Linked DNA regions of Homo sapiens: region 2 is linked to region 1. Evidence: chromatin contacts called from ENCODE Hi-C or POLR2A ChIA-PET data. All regions are on one chromosome and are shown on one strand. The core of a region is the stretch at or near the end of the contact, and the rest is flanking DNA. Distances in the headings are between cores, read along the strand shown. Region 1 overlaps RIPOR2 (RHO family interacting cell polarization regulator 2). Region 2 holds the start of RIPOR2 (RHO family interacting cell polarization regulator 2).

Region 1 (2,700 bases), core at 4-2,503:
CCAGTGCGCATCCTCAGAGGTAACCCCCATGATGGTTTTTTGAGTGAAAGCTAGAAAGCTTTCATTAAGCTTTCTAGATCATGCACTGGTAATCACAAACTGTCAAGAACACTTGCAGCTTTCTCCAACTGTGAAAATGCCAGCAGGCCCCCAGACAAGAGCCTGTAAGAAACCTGGCCAGGCCTCAAAGACAGACTGTAACTGTCATTGCCCCACTGTTAGTGCTAATTCCGTGGCCAGTACCACCAGTGGCTTACACAGCAGATAGAACTTTAAGAAGCACGGCACAAAAGCTGTTTGTGCCTGGATAGTGCCATTGTGCTACATTATTGCTACAATCAGAGGATCAGTGATGCCACTACAGCAGTTCCAAGAAATTTTGCTTAGTAACATGGGCTGAGAAGTGAAAAAAACATCACTACCAAGTACCTTTCTCACATTGTTTTCTTCAGATATAAAATTTCTGGTAATTTTAAAGGGGGGGGAAAAACACCTTCAAAGGATTTCCCCTTTATTCACCTTTATCTAGTAACAATGTCAGATCAGTTTCTTTTCAACCAGTCTTCCATTGTAATTACATAAACAGGCAATAGATTAATCCTGAACTAATTTGCAGAGGTTTTGTTTTGTTTTTGAGACAGAGTTTCGCTGTGTCACCCAGGCTGCAGTGCAGTGGCACTATCTCTGTTCACTGCAACCTCCGCCTCCTGGGTTCAAGCGATTCTCATGCCTCAGCCTCCGGAGTAGCTGGGATTACAGATGCCCACCATCGCACCCGGCTAATTTTTGTATTTTTAGTAGAGACAGAGTTTCTCCATGTTAGCCAGGCTGGTCACGAACTCCTGACCTCAGGTGATCCGCCCACCTCGGCCTCCCAAAGTACTGGGATTACAGGTGTGAGCCACCGTGCCTGACCAATTTGCAGAGGTTTTTAAAGAGCACTTTGGATTTTATTAGAATTAGCATGTCCAGTTTAGGATTTACAAAAACAAGTCGATTATACTTTCTTTCAGAAGTATTTTTTTTAAAGACTAACTAAATGCTGCAGAAAATTATTAGTAGAATGCAGGCTTCTTTAATTCTGCTCTTATTTCAGTAAGTCTTTTTAAGTGGGTTGTTGTGTTCTAATTATTATTGAAAGCTGTTTTTAAATGTGCTGGCTCCACGGGCAGGAAGGCACGGACGAGCTGGTGAGTTTCTGCCACCTACTGACAAGTGATGGTAACAGCACATGCTTCTTTTTTAAGCATCCGGGGACCTTTTTTGCTGTCAGCTTACCCACGCAACGTTTATAAGTCAGGTGAAAGTAGAAGCGTTCATTTAAGACTCTCAACTTACTGGGTTTTTTGCTTTGTTTTGTTTTTTGAGTCGAGGGTCTCGCTCTGTCACACAGGCTGGAGTTCAGTGGCTCACGGCCGCCTGAAACTCCTAACCTCAAGCAATCCTCCTGCCTCAACCTCCTGAGTAACTGGGACCACGGGCGCACGCCACCATGACTGGCTAATTTTTAAATTTTTCGTAGAGATAGGGTCTCACTGTGTTGCCCAGGTTGGTCTCAAACTCCTGGGCTCAAGTGATCCTACTGCCTTGGCCTCCCAGAGCACAGGATCACAGGTGTGAGCCACCATGCCTGGCCAAGAGTCTCCAGCGTACTAACAGGGCTATTTGTAGAAGGCAAAACACATTGTGTGATACCATCCACAGCATCTTTATATGGGTAAAATCACGTTTAAATAAATATAAAAGCAACCCAGAGCACAAAGGTTATAAATAGCAACTCAAGGAGGCTGAAGTACCAAGGGACCCATTTGTCATATGGATGTCTTTGTGTGGGAACAGCCTAGGACTAACAGCTGTTTCTGGACCAGCTCATCAAAATTATTTCCTCGGAGTGCCTCTAAAAAATTACTGGGTAAACAGGGAGGAATTGTTCGTGTCTTCTTCAATCTCTATTTAAACACTTTGAAAGTAGTAACTTCTTTTTTTAAAACATTGAGAAATATAACAAAAAAAAAATAAAGTCATATATAATCATTCCACCCAGTGCTAAGTTTTGTTAAAATTATTAAAATATCCAACCAACTTTTCTGTGTATACACACTCCCTGCCAAGGTATGTGATCTTTTTTACATCTTTTTTCTGTATTACAAAATAAGTATATCATCTTTTTATAAATCAAATAAAAATTACCACTTATTGACAAAAATTTAATTTTCTCCTTAATTCTACCCTACCAGAGATAATTATTTTTAACAGTTTGGTATGGTTTTCTAGACTTTTTTCCCTGGGGATCCATTTATATATGGCTGAGGTTATACTCTATGTAAGGTTTTGTGTCCTTCCTTTTTTTTTTTTTTTTTTTTTTGAGACGGAGTTTCACTGTTGCCAGGCTAAAGTGCAGTGGCATGATCTCGGCTCACTGCAACCCCCGCCTCCCAGGTTCAAGCGATTCTCCTGCCTCAGCCTCCCGAGTAGCTGGGATTACAGGTACCCGACACCACACCCGGCTAATTTTGTATTTTTAGTAGAGATAGGGTTTCACCATGTTGGCCAGGATGGCCTGGAACTCCTGACCTCAGGTGATCTGCCCACCTCAGCCTCCTAAAGTGCTGGGATTACAGGTGTGAGCCACCACGTCCAGCCTGTACTGAATTCTTAACTGGAAATCTCATAAAACTTTATTTTTTTTCCTTCAAAAAA
Region 2 (2,700 bases), core at 198-2,697, 80 kb before region 1:
GTGGGCATTATTGGTATTTGGAGCTGGACAGTTCTTCCTGTTGAGCTACTGTTCCATGCATTATGGTAAGGTTGATATCCCTGGGCCCCTGAGTGCTAAGACATTAAATACCAGTAATAACCCCCAGTCATTGTGCCACCCAAAACACCCCAGACATTTCCAAGCTCTCCTCTAAGGATGGTTCCAGCCCTGATTGACAACAATTGGTGATCCCAGCAGGACCCAAGCTGTACACTGTCTTTGGGAACTGCTGCAGCCACCAATGCAGGGATGAACTGACTGTTGCTGCTCAGTTAACCCTCAGTGTCTGATTCCTGAATTCCTCTGGGGTGATCCCTTCTCACTGCTGGATTTCTCCAACCCTGTTGTCCACAGTCTCTTCTGGGAGAAAATGGTGCAATTTCAAGGTTGCAGTTACAGGAGGAGGGGACAGTTTCTCTAGGGTAACACTGGGAGTATCTTCAAAACCATGCAGTAAATAAAGTGCCAAAAATAAACACCTTGGGTCAACAGCTCCTCACTGTCATCTCCATTTGCATTTTCTAAGCTTCTGGCCACCTAAGAGATCTTACAACACAGTGGAGTGCTCTGGGAAACCCCGAAATGAAGTCTCAGTATTACTCAGAGAGATGTGTGTTTGTTTGTGCAGCCAGACAGAATTTGGCACACGTTGGGTAGCTCGATATGGTGATGCCAGCCAATGGTGCTCGCGTAGAAGCTCAGTGTTCACTCATCCCTTTGGGAGGACTGCTTTTTGAGTTACATTTTCTTCTTTCTCCTTTAGTGATACAGTCTGAAGTATCAAACTGAGTAAATATTGTGAAATGCAAGATGTTTGACCAAAACCAGTTATCTATTCATTGACTATAGATTTAATCGAGCCACATAAAGCCTAGATATGGTTCAGTTTGGTTTAAATGCTGTAAAGTTTCCAATCCTTAAATGCAAGAGGTTTGAAAAAAAGAAAAGAAAAGAAAAGAAAAATGCAACTATTACTGAGCAAAATAAAAGCTCTGTCCTCTAAATGCCTGCTTTGGTTTAACATAGTGGCTTGCTTTACTTTCAGATAAATTGTAATTGAAGCAAAACCAAGATATGAGAAATATGAACTCCCTCTTTCAACAAAACCCATTGTGTTCAAATTCATAAGCAAGAAAGTTAAGCACCCACCTTCCTCTTTAAGGAAATATGAAAGTTGTTGCTTTGAAATAGAATTCATTGCATTCAGACTTTGAGTGATATCTGTATTCATATCCAACCGGATCTGCAGCCCTCTTCAAAAAATTCTTTCTCCTCAGTGGTGAGAATTACCCCACCTGGGATTCACTCTTCACAAGGCTCAAGAAGCCTATTCATATGAATGAAACTGCTTTCTTCAGGGCAGATGCGGAAGCTGCCCTCCAGAGGGCTTGGGCAACCCAAGGAAAGGAAATCACCTCGGTCGGCAGTGTGACTGCTGAGACTGCCGGGGCTGCTGCCTGCTGCTTCTCGCGCCTGTCCTCTCCAAGATGCAGTTTTTTGATGCTGAGGAGCTCCTGGTCGATGAAGAGGATGATGTTTTTGGTGAAGGTAAATGCATCTTTCTGGCAGGAGGCTCTCCGGTCTGCTTTGCTTTGTTTTGACACCACTGGACACTTTTGCCCAGCTTGGGCAAGGACTTGAGTATTTTGAAATGATAAAAACAAAGCATCCTGAGTGAGGTAGTGGCTGCAAATATCAACTTAGGCACTGAAGGAATACACAAGGCAAGGGGTGGAACAAGGGGTTGAGTCATTCCCGCAAATACATTTTTTAAAGTCATGACTAAAATAAAGGTTTAGTTTAGGCTGGAAAATAGTACTAAATTTTTTGCCTTGTCTCTCTTCTGTGCTATCTCTTGTCTAACACCTTAAGGAAAGCCTGTCACAGTGGTTTGAGCACAGCAGGGCTGCTAGGGAAGAAGTTAAATAAATGGACCAGGAGTGGTTTTTCATGGTACCATGTTGCTTTGATTTGCACTTCTCTCTTTCTGTCTCTCTCTCTCTCTGTCTCTCTCTCTCTGTCTATCTTTCTCTCGGTCCTTCTCTTTTTTTTTTTTTTTTTTTTTGTTGTTGTTTTTTGAGACAGAGTCTTGCTTTGTTGCTCAGGCTGGAGTGCAGTGGTGCAATCTCAGCTCACTGCAACCTCCGTCTCCCGGGTTCAAGTCATTCTCCTGCCTCAGCCTCCCAAGTAGCTGGGACTACAGGCGCCCACCACCATGCCCAGCTAATTTTTGTATTTTTAGTAGAGATGGGATTTTGCCATGTTGGCCAGGCTGGTCTTGAAATCCTGACTTCAGGTGATCCACCCTCCTTGGCCCCCCAAAGTGCTGGGATTACAGGCGTGAGCTACCATGCCCGGCCTGGGTCCTTCTCTCTTACTCTTCCTCACACATACTTGGCACTCCAACCCTCCATTCCCTTTTCCAATTTTCTTTTTTCCCAAGTCGGGATACTGGAGCCCTGGTAGCTTCCAATCCCCATTGGCACTGCTCAGTTTTCTGTTCTCATCTTGCAGCTTTTCCATGACTTGACCTATCCACTGGAATTTAACTGTAAAGGTTGCGATTTTAAAGGGATGATCTAGTCATTGGATGGATGTTTTGTTCAAATGCTGCCTATGAGATTGGGCTATAGGCAAAAGCTTTTTTAGAATTTGGAGCCACCTAAATAAAGGAAATTT

Evidence for each region. A loop is a pair of places that touch in the nucleus more often than their neighbours do. ChIA-PET counts read pairs that join two places held with the same protein, here RNA polymerase II (POLR2A). Pooled maps may share reads with other maps.
Region 2: a loop to region 1 is called in a map of OCI-LY7, with 4 times the contacts of the local background. The contact joins the promoter of RIPOR2 here to the enhancer-like site in region 1. A Hi-C loop is called at or near these places in 19 of 168 maps with a recorded cell type or tissue (B cell, CD14-positive monocyte, CD4-positive, alpha-beta T cell and 13 more), 37 of 37 single-sample maps with no recorded cell type and 22 of 50 pooled maps. POLR2A ChIA-PET finds 5 or more read pairs at or near these places in 22 of 52 experiments (A549, B cell, CD4-positive, alpha-beta T cell and 15 more).

The regions. Positions count from the first base shown.
Region 1 is chr6:24,854,689-24,857,388 of GRCh38, reverse strand. The region is part of intron 8 of RIPOR2 (RHO family interacting cell polarization regulator 2); the gene reads left to right. Among named protein-coding and RNA genes, the nearest start is that of ARMH2, 57 kb to the right of the region's middle. RefSeq lists an enhancer at 1,094-1,388. Within about 2 kb of position 1,253, at least 9 of the 41 ENCODE cell types and tissues checked have a DNase peak (open chromatin) inside an H3K27ac peak, as active enhancers do; they include B cell, CD14-positive monocyte, CD8-positive, alpha-beta T cell and 2 more, where a contact is called at or near this core.
Region 2 is chr6:24,934,707-24,937,406 of GRCh38, reverse strand. It overlaps RIPOR2 (RHO family interacting cell polarization regulator 2), which reads left to right and starts at 1,447. Exons shown (of 22, transcript NM_001286445.3): 1 at 1,447-1,569. The coding sequence starts at 1,509. All of the region lies in intron 2 of LOC105374981 (a long non-coding RNA gene), which reads right to left. RefSeq lists an enhancer at 565-734.